Linked DNA regions of Homo sapiens: region 2 is linked to region 1. Evidence: chromatin loops called from intact Hi-C (ENCODE). Cell type or tissue: B cell. All regions are shown on one strand. Links, peaks and the distances in the headings refer to the core of each region. The heading gives the core; the rest is flanking DNA. Region 1 overlaps LOC105374021 (a long non-coding RNA gene). Region 2 overlaps LOC107986108 (a long non-coding RNA gene).

Region 1 (5,386 bases), core at 154-5,153:
TGGAGATCATAATTAACCATAATGTCAATGAAGAGTGACTATGGAAGAATTGTGCTGCTAAAATCATCTATTGACTAAAGAACCACAACCATAAATACAAAAGCAAATGCTATCCCATTTTTTGAGCCTAAACTTAATACATTTATGAGATGTCTTGAAATACAATTATTTTTCACTTGTAAAAAATATGAAGTCCTTTCAAAGTAGGAAAAAAATTATCCTATTTTAAAAAATATAGGAATGAATAGACTGTGGAAAACATCTATTTTATTTTTTAAAATGATATTTATTGCGTATTAGTATTAAATTTCCTAGCTGTCTCATTCACTCACACTCTGAACTATCACAGACATAACATTTTATGTTTTTAACAATTATTTTGTAATGCTAATTATATACAAAATAAAAATACGATTTTTTTTTTTGAGACGGAGTCTCGCTCTTGTCACCCAAGCTGGAGTACAGTGGCGGAATCTCTGCTCACTGCAACCTCTGCCTCCTGGATTCAAGCGATTCTCCTGCCTCAGCTTCCTGAGTAGCTGGGATTACAGCTACCGGCCACCACGCCTGGCTAAGTTTTGTACTTTTAGTAGAGACAGGGTTTCGCCATGTTGGACAAGCTGGTCTCAAACTCCTGACCTCAGGTGATCCGCCTGCCTCGGCCTTCCAAAGTGCTGGGATTACAGGCGTAAGCCACCGCACCTGGCCAGATATTTTTAAGTTTTAAAACTTAACTTTAAGTTTAAATCATAACTTTAAGTTATGATTAAATTTTATGAATTTAAATTAATTTTTTTAAAGTTGAGTTATAAGTTTTTGTATTCCAAAAGATTTTAAAATGTATTTACTTACAATCTTGTTATGTTGCTTTTCATTTTTTAAACATAAAAAGTGATTAATAATCATATAGAGAGAATAAAATTAAAATATGCCATCTCGAAATATAATTCTCTGGCATATTTTGAAATGGCTATTCAGAAGGACTGCAGACACAAGTATGGCTCTGGAAGCTATCCTTTGTGGGGGAGATTTGCATCTGTAGAGAAAACTTTCATTAGTAAAGTAAATAGCAAATGCAGAGGCTTTTTATTAAGGTATTCTTATCTGGATCTTGGAAAAATTAACTCACAAGAAAAGGAGATGAAAACGTTAACACTTACAAAGTCCTGACAGTGAAACTTTTACCAAAGACTACTGTCTACTCTGAGGGCTGCTACCTGCGAGGCTTCAACTGCATAAAAAGACAGCCTTTGTCACCAAGTCTTTTTTCCCCATCTCTCACCCATAACCTGTCACCATGCTCCAAGCCTCAATTTCTTTCTATAAAATATAAAAACTTTGTCATTTGGCTCTTCTTTCAATCTCATATTCATAGACCTCTCGTGTCCATGTGCACATTGATAAATCTGTATCCCTTTTCTCCTGTTAATCTGTCTATTGTCAATTCATTTCAGCAGACTCAGACTTCAACATTCGGGGGAAAATTTGAACTTCTCTACAGTTTTGGTATCTTTGGCAGGATTATAGCAAATCACTCTGCCCACACCCGAGGCTGCAGCCAGAAACCACGGAAACTGACAGACGCCAGCAAAAAGAAAGAAAAAGTTAAGAAATTTCTTACCAGTAATCCTCCTTGGGTTTCTGCCTTAGGACTAGTCAGGTGAGTGGTGAAACTCCATTTTCGTGTTTCCTTCTTTCTAAATTTAAAGGAGAGAAAATATTTTTAAAAGTTAGTTCTTTAAATTTGTGTCCCTTGTGGACTTGTTTTATACCTATTGATAATTAATCTTTAAACATCCAAAAATGGTCCTTGTTTTTCTTGTCTCTGTCCTTTGTGTGGTTTGGTATAAGGAGAAAAACCATAATAAGCTTCTCCTTTCATCTTGTTTTTGTGTCTTGAGAAACTTGGCTTTGTAATCCCCAAATTTATTTTCTGGTCTTCACTACCCAGGAGGGCATATTTGCCAGACATATACTAGGCTGGGAATCTGAAATGTCTGTTTTTCCAAATGTGTAGGTTCTCAAAAAAAAATTGCCTTTGTTATCTCAGCCTTCATTGCCTAACAATTAATGTCTTTGCTTTCTTCTTCTTCTTCTTCTTTTTTTTTTTTAGGTGGAATCCTACTCTGTCGCCAGGCTGGAGTATAGTGGTGTGATCTTGGCTCACTGCAACCTCTGCCTCCCAGGTTCAAGCGATTCCCCTGCCTCAGGCTCTGGAGTAGCAGCAGCTGGGACTACAGGTGCGTGCCACAGTGCCTGGCTAATTTTTTGTATTTTAGTAGAGACGGGGTTTCACCATGTTGGCCAGGATGGTCTCGATCTCCTGACCTCGTGATTCACCCACCTCGGCCTCCCAAAATGCTGGGATTACAGGCATGAGCCACTGTGCCCAGCCCAACTTTGCTTTCTTGAGCTATTGTAGCAGGACAAGCCGCAGACAAAACCCCTCAGACACCAAGTTGTAGAAGGAAGGGCTTTATTCAGCTGGGAGCATCGGCAAGCTACCATCTTAAAATCCGAGCTCCCCAAGTGCACAATTTCTGTCCCTTTTAAGGGCTTACAACACTAAAGATTTCACATGAAAGGGTCGTGACTGATTTGAGCAATCTAGGGGGTACATGACAGGGGCTTCATGCACCAGTAGTCAGAGTGAAACAGAACAGAGCAGAGAGTTTCACAATGTTCTTCCATACAATGTCTGGAATCTATGGATAACATCGGTTGCTAAGGCATGAGTTGATTTTTAGCTACTAGGCAGGCCCAGGCCTGGTTTCGGGTCTGGTTTTGGGTCTGGTGCCTGGTGCCGGGCTGCCTGCCTTTGGTTTCACTTCCTTGTTTCTTCTTAAAATAGGTACTGAGTATGAAACAATGTAAAACAATATGAGAAGGTCTCTCTCTTCCCTCACTATCTTTGGGAGGAGCTTTAAATATTGGGAGGAGTTGCGTGTACCCTTTTTGAAATGAAATTCTTGTGTTTATTGATTTTAAGCCATAAAAGGGCTTATTATAATAGTTTTGAGTCACAGATGAAGTAGGTACACATTTGGAGATTTGGAAACTATCTGTATGACTCTTGACATTCATTAATGATCCCTACATCCCCACCCCTTGTTACGGTAGGTAGCTAATCAGACATGAAGAGAGCAGGAAAGGGCTTCCCCAACTCCCTGACACACACACCAGGAATGTCAGGTGACCATCAGGTGATGATCAGGCAGTTGTTAACTGTCTCTCTAAAATAATAATTGTTCACAGTCAGTGCCAGGGAAAGGCAGTCTCCGAATAAACAGAAACACCTGAAACTGGTGATCAATAGCTTCCTGACAAGATGTCAGGATTTGGAGGAGTTGGCTCAATCATGCACATTAAGAAGCAAAATGGCAGAGTTTAACTGGTATATGACTTTCTAGGGACATTTGACTGATAAGGGAAGAACGCCTCAAGTGTATGCATGCATACAACTCTAGTAAACACACTGTGCCTGCTCCCCTCCCAAGTGCTGACAGGCCACTGCACATATAGACAGCCCACCCCAGGGGAAGAATCGGGGGGGAATGAATGCAAGATTCTGGAAGCATCTCAACTTACAAAACCCAAAGTCAAAAGGTCAAACCGCACACTTGATCTCTCAAGTTGCCCCGTTGGCCCTCTTCCAAGTGTACTTCCTTTCATTCCTACTTTAAACCCCCTTTATTTTATTTATTTATTTATTTTTTGAGATGGAGTCTCGCTCTGTCGCCCAGGCTGGAGTGCAGAGGCACGATCTCAGCTCACTGCAACCTCCGCCTCCTGGGTTCACGCCATTCTCCTGCCTCAGCCTCCCGAGTAGCTGGGATTACAGGTGTGCACCACCACACCCAGTAGAGACAGGGTTTCACCATGTTGGCCAGGCTGGTCTTCAACTCCTGATCCTCAAGTGATCAGCCCTCCCAAAGTGCTGGGATTTACAGGCGTGAGCCACTTTGCCTGGCCTTTCAAGCTTTTTAATAATCTTTCACTCTTGCTCTAAATCTTGCCTTTGTCTCTTTCCCCCTTATGCCTCCTGGGTTGAATTATTTCTTCTGAGGAGGCAAGAATTGAGGTTGTGGCAGACCAGTACAGATTTACTGCCGGGAACATGCATTGGTGCTGTGTGACTTGGATATGTTCTGCTCCTAAAACCCTAATGTGGATGACTTATTTTTCTGGTTTTTTTGTTTTGTTTTGTTTTGTTTTTGTTGTTGTTTTTTTTCTTATTGATTGATCTCTTATTTTGATGTTTTATCTATCCAGGTCATATGAAATGATCTGGCCTTCATGCACAGGTGGACAACCAAAAGTTTAGGAGCCCCAAGAATATAGCCAAACAGAAATGTGAGTTATACCTCATTTGCAGCTAGTGAAGTTTTGATTTTTTGGCTGGTCTGTGGGAGTGGTCTGAATCTTGGAAGAACTTCGTCTTTCTGTTTCGTCTTTGGAGTCCTTGGTTACAACCATAGAGAGGCTACGTAGTTTGGTCTTGAGTCACTTGTTAAATATATCTTTAGTTAAGATTTTGGTTTATATTCAGAGAATAATTTTTTTTTTAACTTTTCCTTTTTCTGTTTGCTTCCTGCATTCTCATTTGAGCTAACAGGAAATTTTATATTCAAAAGAAGAAATTTGATTAGTAATTACCCTGAACTTCTAAAAACTTCCATTATTTCTTTGTCTTTTGAGATGTAAATTCTCTCTCCAGTCTTACCTGAGAAATAATTCCTTTTTAAATGCAAATTTCAAGGAAAGAAAAGCCAGGAAACAGAAGTGTTTGCTGTTTGTTTGGCTAAAACCTCTAATGAGATATTTAAAGATTTCTTTTTTAAGAGCTTTATGGTCAAAAATTAACTTAATTAAAAGCTGATATTCAGGCTACAATTTTTTTAAAAGCCTCCCTGCTTTTTCTGTTTTGGATCCTGTTTCTACTATGGAATTTCTTTTAGTCCACAGAAGCTCCTTTTAATTATATGTTCGTTCCTCTGTCTACTTCCTTTTTTGTTGGCATGATTTCTGCTGAGAATAATATAAAACTTTATCGACCTTTTTGAAAACTCCCCAGTTTGCTGCTTTAGGATTTGTTCTTCCTTTTACCTCTGCCCCCATTTCTTTTGTCATCTTGATACTCTTTGAGGAAGGAAGAAAAGGTGCCACTGACCCTCTTTTTCCTCCTCACGAAGCCTTAAGAGTGAGAAGTCAGTTCCTCTCAGGTCCAAGGCTCTATTATCTTTCATATGAAGCTCCCTAATCTCCTGGCTCTTAGGAGGTGGAGTACCAAGGCTTGCTTTATAACTGACAAGTCACTGGTAAGAGCTACAATTTTAAAGGTAACTAACAATGTTACAGCAACCAGTTATTACGGCAGAAGGCAAAT
Region 2 (5,386 bases), core at 142-5,141, 200 kb before region 1:
CTTTTTTAAAATAGTTTTTACAATTATATCCACACATCTATATCCACTGAATAAAATTATAATGTACTCAAATATCTATACTTATATCTAAAAGTTACAATTACATCACTCAGGAAAACTTATTATTAGCATGCTGTTTACTTATATATTTACACATATTATTTTCAAAATACAAATTTACTCATATTTCACATGTAATTTTGTAATTTTTAAAATTATTTTGCCTAAAAATATATAGTTAATGACTTTCTAGATAAATACGTATTTATCAGTTTTTAACTGCTTACTACCATTTCCGTTTCCATTGTATTGTAAGGTTTGGGGGCTCTGAACAGTTTTGTACACATATTCTGCATGAGGAATAATGTAGAATTGTAGCATCCTATGAAAGAAGCCTGTGAAGAAATAAAGCAAAGTACTCCTCAGTGACAGAACTTCTTTACTCTGACCTTGAGGAACTGATCTGAGAACCAAATTTCAATCATATTCTTTTTTAGAAAATATTACTCCAAACTTATTCCTGTACAAATGAATCCCAAACAAAAGTTACCAGTTTTAAATTAATAAGACAATGTTATGCAGCTATATTTTCTATAGCCCATAAATGCATGGCAATTGGAAGAATGGGCTCTTTAATTAAAAAGATGACAATGATGATAATCAGTATTATTATCATTATGAGAAATACTGCTACTACCATTTAAAATACTAAGCCTGAGTTAACAGACTGTGAACTTAGTGAAATTAGTATTGAAATGACATGTTGTGAATTTTACTCAAATATATGAACTTAATGCCTTCATTACACAATCTTTGTTGATGTTATTAACAAATAATATAATCAAAAGATTACATTTAAGATGGTTGACTATTTATGGCTATGAATATTTTGTGAAAAATAACAAATATCTCTTACAGAGCTACTTCTCCCATATGCCATTATTCCTAGTATTGGGGTCATGTAAATAGCTACAAAACTTCAGCATTGTAGCATGAATATGTTATAGAAATAAAAATTAGTGCTAAGTATATTTTCCCTAACTCTTGCAGAATTTCTCTATCTATCTATCTATCTATCTATCCATCTATCATCTATCTATCTTAGATAATATTTAACTCGCTGAATGTATGTATTTTTTTACATGTCAGATGAAGACTTCCTGATGTTATCAGATTGCTCTAAAAGCTGATACTCACGAGTTGTCTTAAGGAAGATCTTCTGAGGCAAGATGTGAGGGTTACTGAAGAGGAATTTTATTAATAATTACTTTTATTAAAAGAATAAACAAAAGCAGTGCTATCATAAGGTACTTTTTTCCTTGCTATTGAAGCCATGCAAGAGTGATGTGAGGAATAAAGGCTGTTGAGCAATCTTCACCCAAGTAGGAATGAGGGCCCAGATCAACAGTGTTCTGGAGAATACCATACTCTTATGTACTGCATTTTCAATTACAATATATGGTATAGCTGGAAAGACAACATAATTATTAATTACAAAATCCTCTTCCCCAGGCTTTCAGAAATAAAACATGCACTATAGGGAGTATGCTTATGGATTCTGATCCAGTATTCATGAAGATCAGCTACTCTAAACCTAAAATGAATGAGAAAAAAAAGAAATATTAGCTCTGTAGTTATAAATCAGCCTTAACATAAATTCCTGTCTCACTAAAAGGTCGAAATACTTCTTATGAAAGTTGATAATCAAACAATTTGCGATGAGTTGTTCCTGGTTTAAAGTTTTACCACTTGAAAATGAAACATGCTTAAAATCAAGCAACTATGGAATTTAAAAATTGTTTGGAGTTTCTAGTGATTTCAGTAATGTTTATTGAGCACCTACTATATGCTAGGTGCTGTTTTAGGTATTGGAGACACTGTAGTGAACACGAAAAAAAAATGCAGACCCTATTCTCTTGGAGCTAGCATTGAAGATAGAGTTAAAATAAATTTTAAAAATTAAAGAAATAAAAATACAATAAGTGCTGTGAAAAAGAATAAGTTATATAAGAGAAAATGAAGAAAGAATGGTACATAATATGTGGTTGATAACTATTTTCTGAGATAGTATACATAAATGATCTCAGCTAAGATCCAAAGGCGAAAACAGTAGGCCTGTAGTTATCTGGGGAAGTATATTTCATACAAATGAAATGGGCTACACCAACTCTGAGGGAGGAGTCAGCTTAGCAAGTTTGAGAAAAAAAAAAAAAAGCTGGTATGCCCAGGGATGAGGTCAGAGTAGATAAGGGAGTATGAAGCCTATATGCTATATACAAAAGCTCAGATTTTATTTTTACAGAAAGAGGAAGGCTCTGAGGATTTTTAAGTAAGAGAGAAACACCATCTGATTCATGTTTTGAGTAGATGACACTGGCCACGCGAGGTAAGTAAAATCAGAGGGAACACAAGGGAGCTGATATCACAAGCCTCTGGTAGAAAATGAGGTTCAGAATTGGAAACAACGTTCACATGGGGCCTTACAATTCATTTTAAAAACTTTTTACTTTCAGTCTAATGAAACTGAAAGCTATTGGAAAGTTTTTAAGAGAGGAACTATAGGTCGGGCCAGGTGACTCAGGCCTGTAATCCTTGCACTTTGGGAGGCGGAGGTGGGTGGATTGCCTGAGCTCAGGAGTTCGAGACTAGCCTGGGCAACACAGTGAAACCCTGTTTCTACTGAAAATACAAAAAAATTAGCTGGGCTTGGTGGCGTGTGCCTGTAATCCTGGCTACTTGGGAGGCTGAGACAGGAGAATCGCTTGAACCTGGGAGGCAGAGGTTGCAGTGAGCCGAGATCGCGCCGCTACACTCCAGCCTGGGTGACAGAGTGAAACTCCATCTCAAAATAAAAAAAGAGGAACTATAGATTTTGTGGTTTTTAAAGGCTCACTGCCATGTGGAGAGTAGGCTGAAGGGGCTACACAGGGAGACCTGCCAGGAAGCTACTGCAGCATGCAGGTGAAAGTGGAGGTAAAAATGGGGGTACTTAGAAGCCACTTGATTCCATGTATATTTTGGAATTAGAGACAAGAGGATTGCCTGAGAAATTAGATGGAAGACGTAAAAACTAGAGGTGTGTCAAGAATGACTTCTAGGTTACCTGACTTGGGCAACTGGAAGGGTGGAATAATCATCAACAGAAAGGAGAAAGGTCATGGGTAAAGCAGGTTTGTGTAGAATGTTAGGAGTTACATTTTATTTGTGTTTAAGACATGTGCCTTAATTACCATGTGCATGGTGTTTTGCTCATGAAATTGACGAATAAGAGAAAATAGTTCGAGTAGGCTAGTTATGGCCCTGCGTCATATTGCTTTACTGGGTTTAGTATAATAAAATAGAGCAGATTTCACCGTAAATATAGAGCCTCTTCCATGATTGTAATCAGTTGCCTCAATATTGATTATATTTAGTTTCTCATGTCAAAGATGTGTATATATGCATCCTGAGTGATGTAGTAACTTGATTTCTAAAATCCTGAAATTTAATAGCCATAGCCTGTGAAATAAAATTTATATCTACCAATGTTGGGCATATGGTGAATATAGCGAAATTAGTCATTTATTCACTATCAATGTATATGCAAAATCACATTACAATTTTCTCTATGACATCTAATGAATGACCTTAATATTCTAAGGCATTTCATTGTGTGCATAGCATTGACTTTCTATTTTATATATTTTTATATATTCAAACAATATAAGTAGTTTGAATGCAGATAATGATTTTCACTGGGGAAGGGAATTTTCAAATATGAATAAGTGCTTTAAAGGAATGAAATTAAAATCTTTGGAATCAATGCATCAAGGAATGAAATTAAAATATTGATTTGCCTTAGATTTGCAAGTTGAGCTTCAATCATTATTCTTGAAACAAATCATTCACAGTATGATTTATCATTATAGTGATATACTCTGTCAGTATTGTTCCCCTTACTCTGCCATAAAATATTTCTACACAGACCTAATGCTTGTTAAATTATACATGAATATTCCTTTTGACTTCCTGTTTTATTAGATATGGAGATGATTCAATTATAACATATTAGCTTGGAGCGAAGCAGCCATATGGTGCACATTCTACCTTGAGATAAGTAATTCTGGCCAACATGTTAATTTATGTTTTTCTACATATACTCTCTACTTAAAATCCATCTATTAGATAAACAAACTTCAAGTAACATATAGAAATCTATTGACTGGGTTAAGTTCAGTTCAGCCAAGTAAAATGTCAGAAAATTTAATTAAAGCTTATCTACAACAATGCTGTCAAGTGAAAAAAACTGGATCCCAGAACCTCACAAAACAGAAGTTCTGATGAGATTTGCGGTTCTTCTTTATTTTTTTTTTCATGACTTTTGGATATTCTAAACACAGTTTTCTGTGTCTTTTCTACAAAGATCAAGCACAGAATGGCATGATAAAAATGAAAGAGAATTAATAGTGATTACAACTTATGGATCTGAAAGGGTTCCATTCATTGTTTCAGCACACTTGATTTACGCACTTCAGAATGGAGAACATTGAGTAGGCATGGTCTGTATATTTCTATTTATGTTATGCTTATTGCCATGGATTAAACCTAAGAAGATCTTTAAGGTCACAAACATTTTATGACTTATATTACATCAGAGGGAGATAGAGAAAGTAAAATTATCTTCAAAAAGACAAAGGACAAAGCCTTCAATGCCATAGTTTTTCAATTTGCTCTGCTTATTCTCTCCAGGTTTATCTTCACAAGTTCATTTGAACTCTTTCCACCACATGATCTATGAACACTAGAATGTTTATCTTCACTACATAGAGGGGCACTATGTAATTACTGACTTGAAATAAAAGGGTTCCCCCCTTTTTTTGTTTTTTGTTTTTTGTTTTTTTTGAGACAAGGTCTCTGGGCTGGAGTGCAGTGGCCTAATCATGTCTCACTGCAGCCTCAAACTCTTGGTCTTAAGAAATCCTCCTGTCTCCTGAATAACTGGGAGTACAGGCAGGTACCATCACGTCTGGCTAATTTCTTATTGTATTTTTTGTAAAGACAGAGTCTCATGATGTCACCCAGGCTGGTCTCAAACTCCCGGACTCCCAAAGTGCTGGGATTACAGGTGTGAACCCCCAAGCGTGGCCAAGTTCTAATTTTTTAATGCTTTATTTTTGTTCAAGGTGGCCTTATATAAACCATGTGCTCCCTATAATCTTCTGATATTTCCCATTAATAAAAAAATATTTCAGCCCAGATTGTGATTTTATTCACTGTTATTTATGGAAAGTATTTCCTTCAACTTCCCCTCTTCTGTTTTACCTGATGAATTATTTGCTTTATTTTATTTACATGTGTTTTATCAGCTTGATGGAAGTATAGCAGATAAATAAAAATTGCATGTATT

Evidence for each region. Hi-C counts contacts between places; a loop is a spot of excess contacts. Peaks named below come from ENCODE experiments on the same cell type or tissue, not always from the same donor. Only the 100,000 strongest peaks of a DNase experiment are listed, where the experiment ranks them.
Region 2: a loop joins it to region 1, with 22 times the contacts of the local background. A loop is called at or near these places in 1 of 110 quality-filtered maps.

What each region holds. Positions count from the first base shown.
Region 1 is chr3:104,519,523-104,524,908 of GRCh38, reverse strand. LOC105374021 (a long non-coding RNA gene) reads left to right here. Exons shown (of 6, transcript XR_007096271.1): 4 at 1,520-1,660; 5 at 2,114-2,240; 6 at 4,273-5,386. Among named protein-coding and RNA genes, the nearest start is that of ALCAM, 840 kb to the left of the region's middle. RefSeq lists enhancers at 1,149-2,348, 2,845-3,124. In B cell, for the core only: no CTCF peak of the experiment used is centred there; DNase peaks (open chromatin) are centred at 1,558, 2,798, 4,448, 5,118 and 1 weaker place; H3K4me3 peaks cover 3,881 bases; H3K27ac peaks cover 4,049 bases.
Region 2 is chr3:104,714,848-104,720,233 of GRCh38, reverse strand. The region is part of intron 3 of LOC107986108 (a long non-coding RNA gene); the gene reads left to right. Among named protein-coding and RNA genes, the nearest start is that of ALCAM, 650 kb to the left of the region's middle. In B cell, for the core only: no CTCF peak of the experiment used is centred there; DNase peaks (open chromatin) are centred at 2,233 and 2,913; H3K4me3 peaks cover 988 bases; H3K27ac peaks cover 1,148 bases.